Linked DNA regions of Mus musculus: region 2 is linked to region 1. Evidence: chromatin loops called from intact Hi-C (ENCODE). Cell type or tissue: left cerebral cortex. All regions are shown on one strand. Links, peaks and the distances in the headings refer to the core of each region. The heading gives the core; the rest is flanking DNA.

What was found. Hi-C counts contacts between places; a loop is a spot of excess contacts. Peaks named below come from ENCODE experiments on the same cell type or tissue, not always from the same donor. Only the 100,000 strongest peaks of a DNase experiment are listed, where the experiment ranks them.
Region 2: it touches region 1 in a loop (2.2-fold over the local background); 1 of 42 quality-filtered maps calls a loop at or near these places.

Annotation. Positions count from the first base shown.
Region 1 is chr11:77,847,043-77,856,120 of GRCm38, reverse strand. Myo18a (myosin XVIIIA) reads right to left here. Exons shown (of 41, transcript NM_001291213.1): 33 at 8,683-8,829; 34 at 8,083-8,196; 35 at 6,635-6,751; 36 at 5,816-5,899; 37 at 5,238-5,375; 38 at 2,719-2,904; 39 at 2,230-2,369. Among named protein-coding and RNA genes, the nearest start is that of Gm36875, 11 kb to the right of the region's middle. In left cerebral cortex, for the core only: a CTCF peak has its summit at 5,207; DNase peaks (open chromatin) are centred at 5,124, 5,442 and 5,610; H3K27ac peaks cover 2,313 bases.
Region 2 is chr11:77,926,480-77,935,557 of GRCm38, reverse strand. It overlaps Sez6 (seizure related gene 6), which reads right to left and starts at 4,719. Exons shown (of 17, transcript NM_021286.4): 1 at 4,444-4,719. The coding sequence starts at 4,498. Gm11190 (predicted gene 11190) reads left to right here and starts at 6,270. Exons shown (of 3, transcript NR_033549.1): 1 at 6,270-6,300. In left cerebral cortex, for the core only: CTCF peaks have their summits at 4,663 and 6,074; a DNase peak (open chromatin) is centred at 4,706; H3K4me3 peaks cover 1,406 bases; H3K27ac peaks cover 1,156 bases.

The DNA of each region.
Region 1 (9,078 bases), core at 3,695-6,194:
TGCTGAGGACAGAGCCTCTCTGCTAACAGTGGAACCTGCTTAGAATTGCATGTTCTCATGCACCTGCTTTGAGTGCATGCTGGTGTGTGTGTGGGGGGGGAGGGGGTCTGTGTGCCTGACTATGCTTTAGAATATGATATTCAATGCACATTTTATCAGCCCTCAGAGTTCCTTCTGCCCAAGAATGGCAGGATGGAACACACTAGGGACAGATTGAGGCCCAGAATATGAATTTCATTCCTGACATTCAGAGTCGTCAGTGGTCTGAGAAGCTAGCATGCCTACCCTCACCTTCTGTTTAGTTGTAAGAATCCAGACAATGTTCAAGTTCTCTTCCTTAAATAATCAGGCCCGTAAACAAACTCCAGGGGCAGGCAGGCTCAGGGGGCAGTTGAAATTTTAAATGGTCGGAATTAAACCTCGCGTCAAATACAATTTATGTCCGGGCTCATGTGCTATTAGTTAACTGGGAGCCGAATCACGGGGGAACAAACAAACGGAGACAGAACGGCAGGGGATATTAATTGTGTGTGACAACCGGGCTCCAGCGGCCCTCTATCACTGTTACACACTATTACATTTATCATTAGCTCTCCCGGAGTCCTTTGCACGGCCGCCAGCCCATCCTGGCCAGGGGAGGAGGCCTGCCAGGCAGGAAATTCAGTGCCATGCTGAAAAAACAACTTCCAAAAGCAACCCTGTCGAACCTGACAGAGGATCAGCAAATCTGCCTGAAGGCCTGCATATCTACACCACTTTCCAGCTCCCCCACCAGGAAGAGGGAACAGAGAAGGGCAGATGTCCTGGGTCTCCCACCACCTGACAGGCATACCAACACAGATGTGTGTTCCCTACCACCTCTGCCTGAGGTACCCCCAGGGAGCAAGTAAACACAACCCCGCTGTCTCCTCTCCCTGCCAGGGCAGAGCTTAGCTGCCTGAATGCTTTCTCCAAAGGAGCAGCTGTGAGATGCCCCTCATCTGCCTGAGGAAGATAACAGACCTTAAACACAAAACATACCCGTCCCTTTCGGGCAGCTTGGGTTCCAAGAGCCCAAGGGTGTAGACTGATGTAGCCTGACTGCTCGACCTCCAGAGAGACAGGCCAGGGTGGTTGGCACACTTGGATCCCAGAGAGGAGAAGCTGGGACTTAGGCAATAAAGCCCCATCCTGGCTACTCGGGCTATGAGGATCAGTCTAGCTTTCTAGGAACACACTTCACTGCCAGCCAGTCCTTCCACCCCAGCCTAAGGACAGTCAGCAGTGTTAGCATGAGAGAGTGTGAGGAGGCTGTGTCTGCATGCAGCATGCGGCAGGGGCCCCTGGCAGGAAGCCCTGTGTTAGGGATGGTTAGACACCCATGGGGAGAGGCAAAGAGCACATGGCTCTGGTCCTCACAGTTTATTCTTTTTTTTCTGATATTTTGTCACCATGTCCTGCAAACTGGAAACAGAAAGAAAATGGTGGGCAAAGGGGCCACAAGAAGCCGACGGGGACATCCAGGGACATCCTGAGGAGTATCCCCATCCAAGGCTCCCTTTCTTCAGTGAATGGCATCTCTGGCTGGCTGAGATCAGGTACAAGGGAGCAACAGAATCCTCAGAACCAGGCCTCATTCACTGCCAGCACTCATCCCAAAGGAGCAAGGTTCCTGGGCTGCCTGCTCTGCCCTGCCCTGCCCTGCCCCACCCCACCCCACCCCACCCTGGGCATGGGAAGGGACCTGACCCTGAGGCAGGAAGTGGGGAGCCTCTGGGATCTACCTAAGTCCCAGCCCCACTGCCACACTGCCGGCCCTCTGGATTTGTGGCTTTCTGTTCAGCCTAGGACTACAAATCTCTCTCGTTCTCCAAAACCATTCCCTGGGTGGGTTTTATGCGAGAAAATCTCTAGCACAAGTAACAAAGCACCACAGCCCTTAAATCTCTGCTCTCCCTAGAGTAGGGCAGGCGCCAACGGAAATGCAGCTAAACGGGGAGATAACTCACGGGGAACAGGCAACACCAGAGCCTGGGCTATGGGGGGCCTGGGAAGGAGAGCACAGGAGGAAAGGATGGTGGACACCCCCACCCGACCCCCCAACCATCTTTCCCACCTGGGTCTAGCACTGGGAAGATGATATGGTAGCTTGGTTGTGGGGTGTAAGGGGTTGCATGTCGCTTGGGGCCTGATTCTGCTGCTTGAGAGGGCCTGGGCCCTGCCGGAAATGCCACAGACTCCACCTCTTACCTGTTGATGAGGTCCTCGTTCTCGTCACTTTCCATCTCATCCTCAATGGCAGCTTGCAAGTCCCCAATGCGTTTGAACGCCAGCTTTAGGTCGGCTTGCAGGCTTTGGTTAGCAGCTTCCAGGCTCTCCAGGTCCATCTCCTAGGAGGGGGGTCTAGTGTACAGGAGGACCACAATGTCCCCTAGCATCTCCGAAGGAGCCTGCAGCAAGTCACTCCCTGGCAGGCAGGAGCCACTCTGGTGCTCCTCTAAGCCTCCAAAGGCTTCTCTATTCAAGGGCTACTGGGTTGGCTGGCGGGGCTTGGCTTCACCTTGTGCGGTCACCCTGACTTGCCTGTCAGGACTGAACTGTCCCCTACCGGAACCCATGGTGAGGTAAGCATATACTTAACAGGACTTGGGGACTGAAGTGACCCCACCCAGCCCAGGGTGGGGTGGGTGTGTTCTTGGCAGGCCTCCAGCTTGGGACCTATGAAGAGCAGGACATTACCAGTTCATGCTTCTTGCGGCTAGCCTCGGCTTCCTTCCTGGCAAGCTCGCTCATCTCCTCCTTGGTGTCACGAAGCTGTCGCTGGAGCCTCTTGTTCTGCTCCTTCTCACGGTTCTCAGCTGCGGCGCGCTGGTCCCGTTCCTCAGTCAGCTTCTCCATGGTTTCTTTGAGCCGACTGGCCAGGTTCTGGGTGAGCAGGTTGAGAGGAAAGACCGGCAGGTAGGATGTCAGCCAGAGAGAGGCACTGTGGGCAGGGTCTGGACCAGGAAGTCTGGCCAAGCCCCAACTCAGCTATGGCTAAGGGATGCTAGAGGTTTACTTACGTTTAACCCACCTCCACCCCTGTCTGTTCTGTCTTCCTGTGTGTGTGTGTAGGTTCTACATGAATGTAGAACAGAAGCCAGTCTAGGGCTGGGAGATGGCTCAGCGGTTAAGAGCACTGACTGCTCTCCCAGAGGTCCTGAGTTCAAATCCCAGCAACCACATGGTGGCTCACAACCATCTGTAATGAGATCTGATACCCTCTTTTGGTGTGTCTGAAGACAGCTATATATATATATATATATATATATATATATATATATATATATACATACACACACACACACACACATATATAAAATCTTTTTTTAAAAGTCAACCTGTATTATTCCTTAGGTAGTATCCATCTTGTCCTTTGAGATATGGTCTCTCATTAAGACCTAGAGCTCACCAATTAGGCTGTCTGTCTGTCTGCCCACCTAGCCCTGGTAATCCTCCTGTCTTTACTCCTCATTTCTGGGATTATAAGGAAGTACCACTGCATCTGGCTTTTTACATAAGTGCTGAGCAAACTCAGGTCTCCTTCCATGTAGGGTTAGCCAACTGATCTGACTCCCTCTGAGCTTTGCTGTCCTTCCAGGGGGGAGATGACACCTGCATCTCTGCAGGGGTCTTTGGAAGAGGTAATCTGGAAGAGGAAAGGCGGGGGTGACTGTTACTGCAGAGACTCTGGCAGCTCTACACAGAGGCTGGCCTGTCATGTGAATGTTCTCATGGTCATCTGGGCTTTTTCAGAGACATTGAACCCAGAAGCTCCCAGAGCTACAGCCAGTGTTCAGAGGTAACTGGTTCTGCTGAGAGTGTTTGATTAAAAGACCCAGGCAGAGCTCTCTCTCTCTCTCAGCCTCGTGAATCTGTCTACTTCAGAAACACGAATGTGTTCTCCTTGGCAGCGGTAGGATGCTAGGCAGGAAATGATTTGGAGCAGAGGTTAGAGTGTGAGGGAGAACCAAGTCAGTGTCATTCCAATGACTATCTACCCCAGCCTGGCTCTGCAAAGTGACAGCCTGGGCTACAGGGTCACTCGGGGGGCATCTGTATTTATCTCTCAGGAGTCCAAACCACAATATTGCCCTTTTGAGTAGAAGGAACTCTGAGAGATAAGTGAGGTGACAGATGCAGGAGGCAGAGCCTTCATCCACCACCAATGGCTTCTTCTGGTCCCCAGCAGCTGCACAAACCCTATTCTGTATGTGCTGTGGGGCCTGAAATGTCACCACCTGTCCTGGGGTCCTGGGGGTAGTAAAGAAGGCATAACGCTCCCTCTAGTTCTCTCTGGCTTCCCATGTCCAGGTGGGTGATGCCCTTGGCTGCCCACCTGTTTCCACCCCCTCCTACTGCCTGCTCTGCTGACAGAGAGGGTGCTGGGGGAGGGGCAACAGAGAAGCTCTCCATCCACCGCACTGAACACGCTCTCAGGCAGGCCTGATGGTGCTTGGACAGATGTCCGTAAGCTCAGAAGAAGAGCTTCAAGACAAGGCTACAGGTGAACCCTCGGGGACACAGTCCTGATGCCGCTCTCTTTCACACAGGGAGGGCTGGAGCATGCTGGTTATAGGAGAGCAGAAGAGGAAGGGGCTGGGGTAGAGTATGAAGTAGCCACTGTGGGGGGCAGAGGAATCAAGCATGGAAAGAGGCCAACCAAAAGTGGGGTGTTAAGGAGAATACGGGGTGGGGGGTGAGGAGGGAAATGAAGTCATTGGAAGAGAATAAGAGAGACCTAGGACAGTGATGGAGGAAAAGAAAGAAGAAAAGCAGAGCTGGAAAGGGAGGCAAGAAGTGAGGGAAAGGGGGGGGTGTAAAAAGGAAGGGGGGAGATGAGCGAGCCATGAGATGCAGAGCAGACTTCAGCCCTCAGAGCAGTGGTGCCATCCGCTGCATATTTATGACCCTACCAGAGAGTGAGTGAGGGGGACAGGAGGGGGAGCTCGTGGCAGAGGGAAATATGAAGACGAAAAGCTAAGCCGCTCGGGTCCCTTGGCAGAAAGCAGGCACGGATACAGAATATAAAATAGGCAGGCTCTGCGGGGCCCAGAGAGCAGACCAGGCAGGCGGGAAGGGAGCTCCCACCCTGTCAGCTGGCCCGGCAGCTTGGCAGAGGACTCAGGAGTGTCCCTGGCTTGCTCAGCCCTTCGGAGCATGCGTGGGTCCAGCCACTAGGGCAGCTCTGCTTGGCTTGCACATGAAGCCGAACCCACCTCCAGGCGCTTCACTTGGGTCTTTTCGAACTCCAGGCGTGTCTCCAGCTCCCTGATCTTCGCTTCCTGCCTGCTGACGAGGGACTTGTCCACCATGGACTGCTCCAGGAACTCCACCTGGCTCTGCAGAGCTTGTAGCTAGGGGTGGAAGGAGTGAGAGGAGAAAGGACTGAGTCCAGAGTAAGTCCGGAACGGGGAGGGGCAGCGCCAAGTCTGGGACAGGCAACATCACCATGGTGACTAGAAGACCCAAGGCAGGGAGAGATACACGGTGGAGGGTGAGGGGAGCCCCGCCCAGCGGAGCCATGCCCCGCCTGCCCCTGCATTTGGCACTGTTACTGCCCTTCTGAAAGGAAGAAGGATGTTAGGGAGCAGAGAGGGGACAGAAATGTGAAGCAAGGCAGCTGAAGCCAACACATGTACCATGGAGATATGGCTGCAAGCCTAGCTCTTCCTGCCAGCTCACACTGCTCTGTGGCTTACTGGTGGTAGAGAGAAACACCCTCCATACCGGGAGAGCAAGGCTTCTGCCCAGTGATTCCTGAGCTCTCCCTTCCGGGGAAACCCAGGGTACCTACCTTCTCCTGTAGCTCTTGCTTCTCCTTGTTGGACTCTTCAATCTGAGCCTGGAGATCGTTCATCTGTGCCATGTCCCGGGAGGCCTGGAAAAGGAGAGCAAGAGTGAGAAAGGTCCCCTCGAGTCAAACATTCAACCTCTCCCCAGCATGGGCCAGGGCACCTAGACTAAGTCTCTCCAAAGACGTATCTAGAGCCAGGGGTGGGGGCAGAGGCAGAAGCAGGTGGATCTGAGTTCAAGACCTGCCTGAACTACATAGTCTACAAGGTCTACATGGGGAGCTCTAGGCCAGCCAGGGTTACAGATATCAAAAAAAGGAAAAGGAAGAAGAGGAGGAAGAGGGGGAGGAGGAAGAAGAGGAAGAAGAGAGGAGGAGGAGGAAGAAGAGGAGGAAGAAGAGGAGGAGGAGGAGGAGGAGGAAGAGGAAGAAGAAGAGAGGAGGAAGAGGAGAGGAGGAGGAGGAAGAGGAGGAGGAAGAGGAAAAGGAGGAGGAAGAGGAGAAGGAGGAAGAAGAGGAGGAGGAGGAAGAGGAGGAGGAGGAAGAAGAGGAAGAAGAGAGGAGGAAGAGGAGAGGAGGAGGAGGAAGAAGAGGAGAGGAGGAAGAGGAAGAGGAAGAAGAGGAGAGGAAGAGGAGGAGGAGGAGGAAGAGGAGAGGAGGAAGAGGAGGAGGAGGACGAGGAGGAGGAAGAGGAAGAGGAGGAGGAAGAGGAAGAATAGGAGAGGAAGAGGAGGAGGAGGAGGAGGAGGAATCTAGCCAGGGATTTGTGAGGTGGTTCAGGCCCCGAGGATGTTCACTCTGTTGTCATTCCTGTCAGGGTACCTGGGCCACAGCTGCCTTGTGCTTCTTCATCAGCTCATTCATGTCCTCCTGATCCTCTTCCAGCCGGTTTTGAATCTCGTTTTTCTCACGCTGAAGTCGACTCAGTTGCTCCTCCAGCTGGTTGGGGCAAGGGTAGATCAGAGGGCATCAGGCCTGTGTCTGCAGGCCCTGGGGCAGCAAGTCCAAACCTGTCCCACCCATCCCGCCTCTCCTTGGTGGGGAGATCGTGTTGGAGTGGGTTCCAGAACCAGAGAAGCTACCTGGTGGGTTCTGGGCAGTGAGATGAGGGACAGAGCTGTTTGTATGGGACAGGAGGACCCTGGGGCTTCTGGGAGCTAATTGTTAGCTGCTTTCTGGCAATTCTTTCAAGGCTAATGAGAAGGTAGAAATTCTGCCTATTACAAATGACCCATCGTCCAGTTATATCAGCCTGACTGGCATGTACTCTGCCCACATCAGCCCATAGGGAAGGACCTGTCAAGTTGGTGACACCCCCTGACTTAGATTTTGTTCTCCCTGGGGATGGTCCACTCTTGGGTCATCCGGCTCTCCCAGCCTGGGGGTGGGGGTGGGGAAAAGACGGGCACCAGCAGCTTCAGGAAATGAACGAATCTATTAGCCTGTAATTCCAAACCAAAATGACTGCGTTGGCTCCTTCTCTGCCCTATCCATCTTGTTACTGGGCTGTGGGGAGCTGGGGAAGCCTCCGCCAAGAAATTTATTAACTCAGATTTAAATAAAATGGTAATTTTATAACAGCCTTTTTTAACAAAATTAAGGAATCTGAATTATTCACCTGGAAACTGCTGAGGAGCACAAATGTCACAAGATAAATCAAACCTGTGAGATTGGCATCTCTCAGCAGCAGGATGGGTAGCTAAGGGGCTGTGTGTGAAGCCAACAGCTAAGCTTACCCTCCTCCCCTGGCCCACTCCTGGCCCGAGATGGTACGGGTGGCCACATCCCAGGAGTGAAAACTCAGCCCTATGGATGGATGGGCCGTGGGAGAGGTGGGGAATTAAAAGGGAGGCATTAAATAAAAGCTCTAATTAGCTGCTCTTGGGCTTGTCAGTGGGCTGGGCAGGGGGAGGGGAAGGAAGCCCAGCATCCCAGCCTCTTATCGGAGCTTCTGCTAATCTCTAGGCACCTGTTTACATCCCTCAGCCACATTAGCTGCCTTTATTTATGATTCCAGGGCCTGCGGCCAAGCTCCCAGAGGCAGGTGGTTAAACGGGGAGATGTGCGCCCTGGCTGGCTCCCTCTTCTGCCAGCTCTCCCTCCTCTTAAGACTCTGCTTTGAGTTGGGAGAAAGCAGAGGACTCAGGTGGGAGAGGAGGGTGCTACCCTGCAGAAATCCCTGGCAGGGAAAGGCCGGTGTCGGGTGAAGACAGTCATGGTTCAACTCTCCCTCTGCACCCGGGCCCTCCCCTGTGTACTCTGACCCTCACCGCTGTCTTGGCTTTGGCGATGTCATCAATCTGCAGGTGCAGGTCTTCCATCTCCACCTCCATCGCTTTCCGTGCCTTTACAGCTGCTGCACAGGTGAATTCCGACTCTTCCAGCTGGACACAAGCCACCCCCACCCAGGGGAGAAACATCAGCCATGCTCTGGGGCACAAGGGCTGTGCAGGGCACTGGCTCACAAGAGAGGAGAGGCTCAGACACTCTCCCTGCCCTCCTCCACCTCTCCCTGTACTCCTCAGCTTCTCCCTGCCCTCCTCCACCTCTCCCTGCCCTCCTCTGCCTCCTCCTCCTCATCCTTGCTCCTCTAATTTCTTCTTGAATGTCAGTCTAAGAGCCACAGCTGTGCTGTGGTGCATACACTGTTCTTTCCTCCAGGAGGCACGAGGCCCCTCCACACCACCCTAGGGCCTGGCAGCCATGCTGTAGGGCATATACAGACCCTAGGGAACCTGACTGCTTGGAGTGGCTTGTCCAGACATCTTCCTTCTCAAGGACTTAAGAGACAGCAAGCCATAGAGAAGGTAATTGAACAAATGAGTGCCCTGGCTACCCCTGGAACCAGTGGATTCAACTGGGCAAGGTACCTGGTTCTTCAGCTGGGCAATCTCCCTCTTGCTCGGGGCATTGTTCTTTAAGTGGTCCAGCATGATCTGGGCATCTGCCAGCAGCGCTTTGGTGCGCTTCAGGTCTTTCCGTAGCCGCTTCTCTGATTCAAAGTCCCGCTGGTTCACCTGGTGGAGACACCACCCGGGAAGGCACTGAGCTCCACCATTTGACTCCCTTGGGTCCTTCCCCAGCTGGACGCTAACTTTATCCATCTTCACACCCTCTAAAATGAGCAAGGATGCTGTCCTGGGTATAACAGGATTGTACTGCCCAGCGAGAAAGGCCTGGGCGATGGATGATGCCCTCATCAACCCCATGATATGGTACCTGCAGCAGAGCACGGCCCCATCCTCAGCGTTCTGCCCTCAGGATCC
Region 2 (9,078 bases), core at 3,708-6,207, 79 kb before region 1:
AGGAAAAGCTTTACCGAATTAAGATCGGCCATTGGCCCCGCCCCCAAACCACCTAAGGCTGATGGCATGACAGCTTAATTTGTAGAAGGAAAAAAAAAATCTAAGTAAAGGCTGTAATTTACAGGCAGAATAATTGGCCAACTGTTAGGAAAGGGGAAAAAAATTCCCAACATACAATCTATGTAAAAATAGTGTACTTGCTACGCAAACTCAGCTTCTAGACGCAGTCCCAGCTGCTCCGGGCCAATCATTCCGTTCTAACCGGCAGCTGACCCTAAGCTTCTCCTAAAGAGGCTTCCTGGAGTTGCCCAAGGGGTGAGCAAGGTAGGCTTACTGTTCTCTTTCTTGAGTTGTTGATACTAGAAGGAGCTTCAAACAACCAGGCAAAGGCTCCTGATCCAACAGCCTGGGGACCAGATGGGACACCAAACAGACAATGGGAGCATGGACAAGTCCTTTGACCCAGCCTGGAGGACAGACCATAGAGCAGATGCCTCCTGCCAATTACTGAACTGCCAGTCAAACCAGACTCAAAGGCATGAAGTAGACTAGCCAGGCTGGCTGAGGGGAAGGAAAAAACAAAAGAAAAAACAGGTAGAAGGAACATCAAGAGTCCAAAAGCTGCTGAGAACTGGGCTTGTCTGAAAAATTGATGCCGAGACAAGACTCCTTTGACCTGGCTGGATTAGTCATCTTTCTGGAATGATGTTGCTTCCTGTTGGAACTGGCCTTGGAGACCCCCTAACACCTGCTTTCCACCTCTTGGCTGTGGACTGGGGCTGGCAGCTTTTCCTCTTCTAGGTGACTCTTATTTATAGAGCTTAGCCCCTCACAGGTGAAAAGCCAGGCTTGGCGACAGTGAATTTCATGCACCCTTACAATGATGGCTCCCGAGAGTGAGGTCTATTGTGAGCCAAGGACATGGTAAGCTGGGCTCTTCCCCATCTGGGCTGAGAGACTCCTTTACTGAAGTTACCCCCCCCCCAAACCCCGTCTATTGTTTTCTGTCTGACCAAGGGTGGAGGGTAGGATAATGAACCCTGAGAGCTCTGTCCAAATAGGGTTGCAAGATTCCTGAGCTGAGAGCCATCTGGTAGATGGGCTTGGCTCGAGCTAGGAGGGGTGGAGACAAGAAGGGCTGGAGGAGGCTGGAGGGCTTGGGACTGGATGAGAGAGAGGGTAAGGAGGCAGCCTTTCTGACAAGTCCCTCTGTTCAGGCAGATGTGGGGAAGAGGGGTGGGGAGGATGGAAGCTCAGTTTCTAATTAAGCCCAATCTCATTGTCTTCTTGCTCCCCATTAGTGCCCCACAGGATCCCCAAGGCATTTTAAGCTGCCACCCTGCTGAGGCTGGGATGGCCGCCAGGACCTGCCAAGCTTGATTCGCTTAGGCCCGTGAGGGGCCAAAAGCCAACTCCTCTTGGGCAGTCTCCTCAGAAACCCAGCAGGAGTTCCCTGTCTTCCAGGTCCACCTCTAGAGCTCTGAGTGGAATCCAAGCTATCTCCCATGAGCCCTTATCCCCAGCAAGAGCCCTGATCCTGAAGACCTAGGCTAGAAAGCAGGGTGTGATAAAGCTTGGTTAGCAGCCCCCAGACTCCAGCAATAAGCCATCCGAAGCCCGCACCAACCAGAGCACCACCCCAAAGCAGCAATTTGCATTTTAGGTTAAGTCAGTACTAGGTTAACCCTTGCAGCAGTAGGAATCCTGGAAGCCAAATCCTTCCTCTTTTTTTCCTCCCACAGTTTCTGGCAGAATAAGCAACTGAGGCTTGCTTTTTCTGCCCCCGCCCCCATCTTCCTTTCTACCACACTCACAAGAGAGCTTAGAGAGATGGAGCCCTGAGTCCAAGGTCATATAACTATGGAGGCAGCTTCTATACCTGACGACCTAATCTCATCCCAGTGTTGGATGCTTTTACCTTTACAGTCTCCCCAGGCCACATTCACACATGCAGAGTTTAATTAACTTTATTGATATTCAGAAATTAAGAGAATGACTAAAGGTAATTGCTCATTAAAAATCATTAAACTGACACAACAGGCCTAGGCAGACACAGCTCCTGTTAAACTGTCTTCTCCCCCACTGTGGCAAGACTTCCCTGGCACTTCCCATGGGTTGGGAGGATGCCCCATAGTATGTCATGTCTGTCGTACCTGGAACAGATTACATCTAAGCGACTGCAAAAGAACTAGGGGCTTGAGCCTGTAGGGTGGAGCACTATCCATCTATCTCTTTGGTTTTCAGAGCCTCTTCCTTCCCTGGCCACTGAAGGTTGGAAGTTTAGACTGTGGCTGACTGTGTCCCTCTTGTAAGCAGAGCTCTGAGGTCTCCCGGGCTGCCAGGCTGCAGCGATGCATCCTCTGGCTAAAAGACTTGCAGCCAAAGGCCTTTACTCTGCAAATCTCTCCTTTAATAAACTCTTCAGGAATCTCAGATAGCCAAGTGAACTACCTCCAAAATGAGAGGGCTCAGAACCCTAATGATGAACCTTCCATCTATGTTAAATAGGTGGGGCCTCCTGGTCACCCAGATCTGGGTCCAGGCTCTCTCACATGCCAGGTTAGCCACTGCTTCCAAATCCTCTCTTTCTACCTATAAAACACATAGTAAGGCAACCCCACTACACGGGAGAAGCCAATGAACCACAGGACACTGGCTGGGGACACAGACTTCTGGCGAGAGTGGGTAAATTCCTCCCAACGCGAACCTCAACACCTCCAATCTGGGCTGGACTCTCGGCCATACCAGCTTTCTTCTTGGAGACCTATGGTCTCTCTCCAGCTCTGCAAGGAGCTGGCTGGCAGAGACTACACCTCCACACTGGTGGCTTAACTGATGAATTGTCACCCAACACTCAGAGCTCCTGAACTGCAGACATCCTGAGACCTGAGGAATCCAGATCACACACTCAGATAAGAACTTCCATTGCTAGGAAACAGACACAGACTGTTCCAGGAAAGGAGCTAGGATGTGGCCATACCCCACTCAGGTCCCGAATGCAGAGAGATATCCTTAGATTTCTGGCCCAGAAGATGGGTTTCTCTTCATCCCTTCTTATCCCTGGAGTGGGCTTCTTTTTCCTCCCAGCAAGGTGAACATATAATTCCAAGTTTTCCTAGTCTTAGGAGGAGCCAGTGTGGGCAGCCAGGTGGGCTGGGCAAAGATGTGGTCTACTTGTGGGTAGAGCTAGAGATTCAAAGATGTTCTCCCTCTCCATCCCCCGGGACGGGAAAAGAGCGGCTTGGTACTAGCCCAGCCCCGAGCAGCCCTGGTCTGGCTGTTCTGACCTCCAAACTCTCCGGCCTTCGAGGATGGAGCCCGAAGGTTACAAATCTCCCTCCCTCCCTCCTTGACAGCAGACGCTAGGAACCATAACCATATGGCGAGGGACTTTGAGTCCCAAGTCAAAAGTGCAGTTTCGCGGACCCCAGCAGGCGATTAGTAAAAGCGGAGAATGACCTAAGCATTTGAAGACTCCCGAGACCACTTGCTTCAGACCCTTCCTGCTTCCCATTCATCTTTCCTCCAAACTCCCTTGGTGCTAACTCCGAGGCCAAGCGTTTCTTGACCGAGATCAATGAAGTTAGGACTTGACTCGGCGTCCGGGGCTGGGACAAACGGTGAGTTCCGCTAACTAGTCTGCGGCTCCGAGGTCGATAGAACCCGGCAGGAAGGCAGAGCCGAAGAGAAGCAGCGCTCCGTGCATGTGCGTGTGTGCATGTGTGTGTCTGTGTGCAAGAAAAGAATTTCAGGGAGGGCAGCCAGTCCCAGGACCTCAGTTGCTGCAACCCAGAGAAGAGCGAGGGGCTGGGCAGTGGGCTCTCAGGGTCCCCGGATATGTTTCCCCAGAATTGTGTTCTAGGTTCCAATCCTGACTTGACAGCGTCAAGGCAGAGGTAGGTGAGAGATGTCCCAGTCCCGGGTCCGGCCACCACCCGACCCAGTTCCTCTGCAGTGAGGATACGAGGGACCCAGAATAAGCGGCAAAGTCGAGCGAAGTTTGGAGACCAGCGGGGTAGGCAGAACGGCGGGCTGGTAGCTGGGCTGTCCGGACTCTGCACCCGCGACCTGCCGCCCCCCCCGCAACGCGCCCGGGCGCCCCTAGACGCCTGGAGTGGAGCGAGGGAGCGCGCGGGAGAGCGCGTGTGTGCGGGGAGGGGGTGGCGTGATGAATTGCAGCAGAGAAATCCCATTAGATCCGGGGAGATGATTAAAGGCGAGGTCTCGGCCGGGCGCGAATGGCGGGAGCCGCGGCGGCTTCCCGCCCGTAGAGCCCGCGCCCCGCCCGGCTGGGTCGGCGCCGGGGACAGCGCAGCCGGCGGGACGTGGTGCTTGGGAGGAACAACAGGACGCACGGAGCAAGGCGCCGGGATGGTCTTGCTTTCCTACCCCTGGGAGTCCGCGCCCGCCCCCGTCCTGTGGCCGGACGCCCGGGTCCCTTACCGTGAGCCAGGAGCGCCAGCAGCGAGGGCAGGAGCAGCAGGGCTGCTGGGCGCATGGTGCTGCTTGCGGCCGCGCCCCGGGTCGGGGCCGCGGTAGGGGAACTGGGGACTGGGAGAGGCGTGGGCGCGGGGGGCAGAGCCGGTCCCGGGGAGAGCAGCGGGGCCGCCGCCGCCGCCGCCAGCGCCTGACAGAATCAGCACCACGGCCAGCGCCTGGCGTCGGCGCCCGGGATCGCCGCGCGGGGCTGGGGGCGGGGGCGCAGGAGGAGCGGCTTACCGTAAAGTCTCAAGCAAAGGCGCAGAAGACCCAGCGGCAAGAGAACAGGCTTTCGAGCCCTGGGGAAAGGACTGCCCTGCTAATGTGGCACACAGCCCCCGCCTTCCCGAGCTGCCCACGCCCAGCCAAGCTTGCCACCCTCTCCCGGGTTTGTAGCTTACCAAGGTGTCAGGTTCTAATCGGATTCTCCATTAAAGAGAACACCCCCTCCTCACCTCTCTCTCCACCCCACCTTGGTACCTGACAGCTACAAGGGTGATCTGGAAAGATGCACATCAGTGAGGCAGCTGGTGAGGCCCGCCTGCCCTTGTGGCAGCTCCATCCTGGGCCGATAATGAAGACGGCTTTTGAACGTACAAAGGACAATAAATTATTACTTTGCGCTCAATAAATGCCAGGGCTCCAGGCAGCTGCATCAGCAGCAAACTGTGCTCACAGAAAAGCTTAATTATCCTGATATTATAGTTAAAAGCCAGTGGCACTTGTGTCCTGGGGAGACATTCTCCACTTGGTAGGGGGCAACCTGGGTCAAGCTGTGGGGTGCTGAAGGCAGCACCCTGGGTCCCCATGTAGCCATGGGGTTCCAGACCTTGCTTCCTCTATTTCCTCTGTAGAACAAGAATAGCCACAGGAACACAGATCTTTTATGCCAATACCAGCTTCGGTCTTGGAACTGACGAAGAAAATGGGATAAGCATGAATATCAGGGGTCTTTATGACTGTTTTAGTTTTAAATTTTCATTTTTTTTTTTACCAGGACCTGGCACATGATTCCATACTTGATAGATAGGGAGGGGCTCTACCACTGAGCTACACCTTCAACCCACCAGGTGTAGCTGATTGTTTCAGATGGAGGAAAACTTGAAGAAGGGGCAGTAACCCCAGAGTAGTTGGAATAGTCAATAGCACAGAAAAATAAGATCCCATGACTTTGTGACCTGAGGAACCCCAGTAAGCCATGGGCCAATAACAGGCTAGCCATAGCTGTGCAGAACTAGAGGCTATTATTCAGACCCAAGGGACATGGTTAGGCTTGTTACTGAATTTCAGTGGACTCAACAGGACACAACCACGTGGCTGATGTTAATATCTGTAGAGGAAGAAGGAGGCCCTCAAAGGGCAGCTTAATGTTGAGTTCTTTCCATGTGAACGTGGGTCAAACCCCAACAATTTGTCCACAGCACTTCCCCCATCTCATCCTGGAAGCAAGTGACTTCTGCCCTAAGTTTCATTCCTAGGAGAGTCTTTCGGTCCTTACAGTCTTCCAGCTTTGCTCCTTTGATGCTCTGTAGATCCTTTTGTGGGCTCTGGGGAGCCATCTTGCTTGCTGTAAAGAATCCCAGGCAGCAGGTGGCATGTGGAGTTATCTGGGGAAGATGCTGGGTGAGGATTTTGGACAGTTGTCTGGTGAATTGGAAGAGAAAGGAGAGTAGCAGAAGGGATGGCAGGTAGGGGAGCCTTTGAAGAAAAGATCAGAAATGTGGAGAAGCCAGGAGAGAGGGACGGAGGAAAGGGAAAACAAGACCTGCCCACAGAATGGGAGAACAGGCGCAGAAGTGCCTGACTGAAGTCTGGAAACGGGTGAGTGCCATGAGGCTCTTCCTTTCTCACAGGCATTCCTGACATTTCTCACATCCCTGGGTCCTTCAGGACTACACAGCTCTGGGAAAAGGGGGTTGAGCCACAATGCAGGATGAACCTGATCTATCAGGATAGTTCCTCCTGACTTAAAGGCTTCTGGAGGTCTCACCCGACTATCTTGGCAGTAGGGCTCTGGATGAGCTGGGGACTACCTATAAGAAGAAAGGTAAGGAAATTTTCTGGGAACCTGCAACATGGCCTTCCTGACTGCCTGGGATACAAGAGGGAGTCCATTGCAGACTACAATCCCAGGATACAACACTCTCTCCTGAACCCAGGGAATGGATCTGCACTGCATGACTAGAGTAATAATACGGTTTGCTGTCATTCTTTACTGAAGATCTGGTAAACATGGCTTCTGTGGAATGGGTTCCCAGCAAGCTTGAGGCAGAGCCTGGACCAATCTAGGGAGCAGTAGAGGTTTTGGTAAACATCCTTTCTCATGCCTTTCAAAGGGCCCATTCTTCCTAGACATCGGCATTGCCCATAATGGAGGGCAATAAAATGTCCACGGGGACAGTCATCTATATCAAGGCTTACAGTTTGAGAGTTTACTCTATTCATACACACAATTTGAAAAGTAACACTGGCCAGTGAGATAGCTCAGTGGGTAAAAGGCACTTGCTATCAAGCCTGGTAACTGGAGTTCTATGCCCTACGTCACATTAGGGGAGAATCAACTCCTGTAAGCTATTCTCTGGTTTTTGGACACACACACACACACACACACACACACACACACACACACCAGCCTGTGGTGACCTGCACAGCCCCCTTTACTGTGTCTACCCAGCTCTTTACTCTCAGAAGATCCTGATTTCCCTGTCTAATTTTTCACTACAGGTAGTTGCACGGCCTATGTGCCCTCTACTCAAACCTAGCCCAGGGACCAGTACATTCTAAATGCTCAATGAATATTGTAAATAAGTGAGGATCCCCAAAGCCTAAGGCAGGTCACAGATGCCATACGAAAGCTGAGTAAGAGGAAGATGGGGGGGTGAGGGGGACTTTGCTTTAAGTCAGTGAGGGCTTCAAACCATGCCAAATCTGCTTGTGTTTCAGCGAATGAAGGAGGGCAGGGTGGGGGTGTGGTTTATGTAACCAACATCATCGTGGAAACTGCCAGGGAGCTGTGGTCAGTAAGGAGATTGGTTCCACAAAGCAGAGCTTCCCACCCCATCAACCCCGTAGAAAAGAGTGAGTAACGCTGGAGTCATCTGTGGCTAGGCTGTAGGAGGTTCTTTGGTCATCTGAGTGGCAGGTTGTCCTTGGTGGTTACCTTGAAGGGGTTACTTCATTAAGAAGGTATACAAAGCAGAACACATCAGTCTGGCATCATTTGGATGAGTTTCAGGCATTGAGGGAAGAATTGTACTTCACTACTAACCCCGGAGGAAGGCTACTACAGACTGAGGTTGAAAGCCGGAGAGGGGGTTACTAGTCATCTCTGAGATGAGAGTGGATCTCTAATCCACATCCCTCAGGAAGCCGGCCTCGATTTCCCAATTCTTTTTTTTTTAAGTAATTTTTTAAAAGATTTATTTATTTATTTATTTATTTATTTATTTATTTATTTATTTATATGTAAGTACACTGTAGTTGTCTTCAGACATCCCAGAAGAGGGCATCCGATCTCATTATGGATGGTTGTGAGCCATCATGTGGTTGCTGAGATTTGAACTCAGGACCTTCAGAAGAGCAGTCAGTGCTCTTAACTGCTGAGCCATCTCTCCAACCCCCCACTTTCCCAATTCTAAACAACTCATCAACTCATGGGATCACAGGCCTATCGGTGACTTATTTTGAAGTCAGCTGGGATGACACTTGCTTTCTGAGCAAGAAGAGGAGGGAAAAGAAAACCCCAAACCAAGAAAGCCCAGATCTACTCTTCTGCAAGACAGTTTTCAAATCAGAGCATCCAAAGGGGTTTTGGGTTTTAGGGGAGCAGAGGAAAGGGCTGTCACTTCATCCCAGAGATGGTAGGGGCACAGCCACCATCATCTTTGAGCAAGTCTCCAGACTCAGTGGCTTCTGGTATGGCCATGAATATCAGGCCTGATATCCTTGGCTACCCAAAGTCAGTCACCTGAGGGTTCTGGCTCTGAGCATTAGCTCCCACTCCAGGAATGGGACCAGATCTGTGGCAAGAGCCTAGGGTGCACTGAGACAGCAGCAGAAAGCGGTTTGATGTGAACTACTTTCCATCCTCCAAACCCGGGCCTCCAGCCTGCCCACCACCTCCAGCGGAGGCCTTTGATCCTCTACAGCTCCATAAATGTTTAATGCCACTGGCTGGGCAGAAATGAGGCAGGTGCTGAAACACGCAGACTGGAGATAGGACTTGAGATCCATCCCGTTGGCAAAATCATTTGCACTTAGGAGCCCTGGGACGGGTGGGAGGAGCCCCTCCCCCGCCACGTGGAGGCAGAAGTCTCCGGGTTCAAGTTTGTGGTACTAATTAATGAAGCTCTTTGAAAACCATGATAGGGCTGAGACAAAAATGAAGAATCAGTTGTAGAAGCCCAACTCTCTCCCCACACCCTCGCCGCCAGCTCCCCACCTTTCCACCCCACCCCTATCCCCCTACCCGGTTTGATTGAAGGAGAAAGATAGAAAGTTAAATGACAATCAAATGCAAATACAGCTCAACAAACACCACAGCAATTACCAGGCTCAGGAAACACATGGCTTTTGCAGGCAGCAGGGGTTGGCAATTTG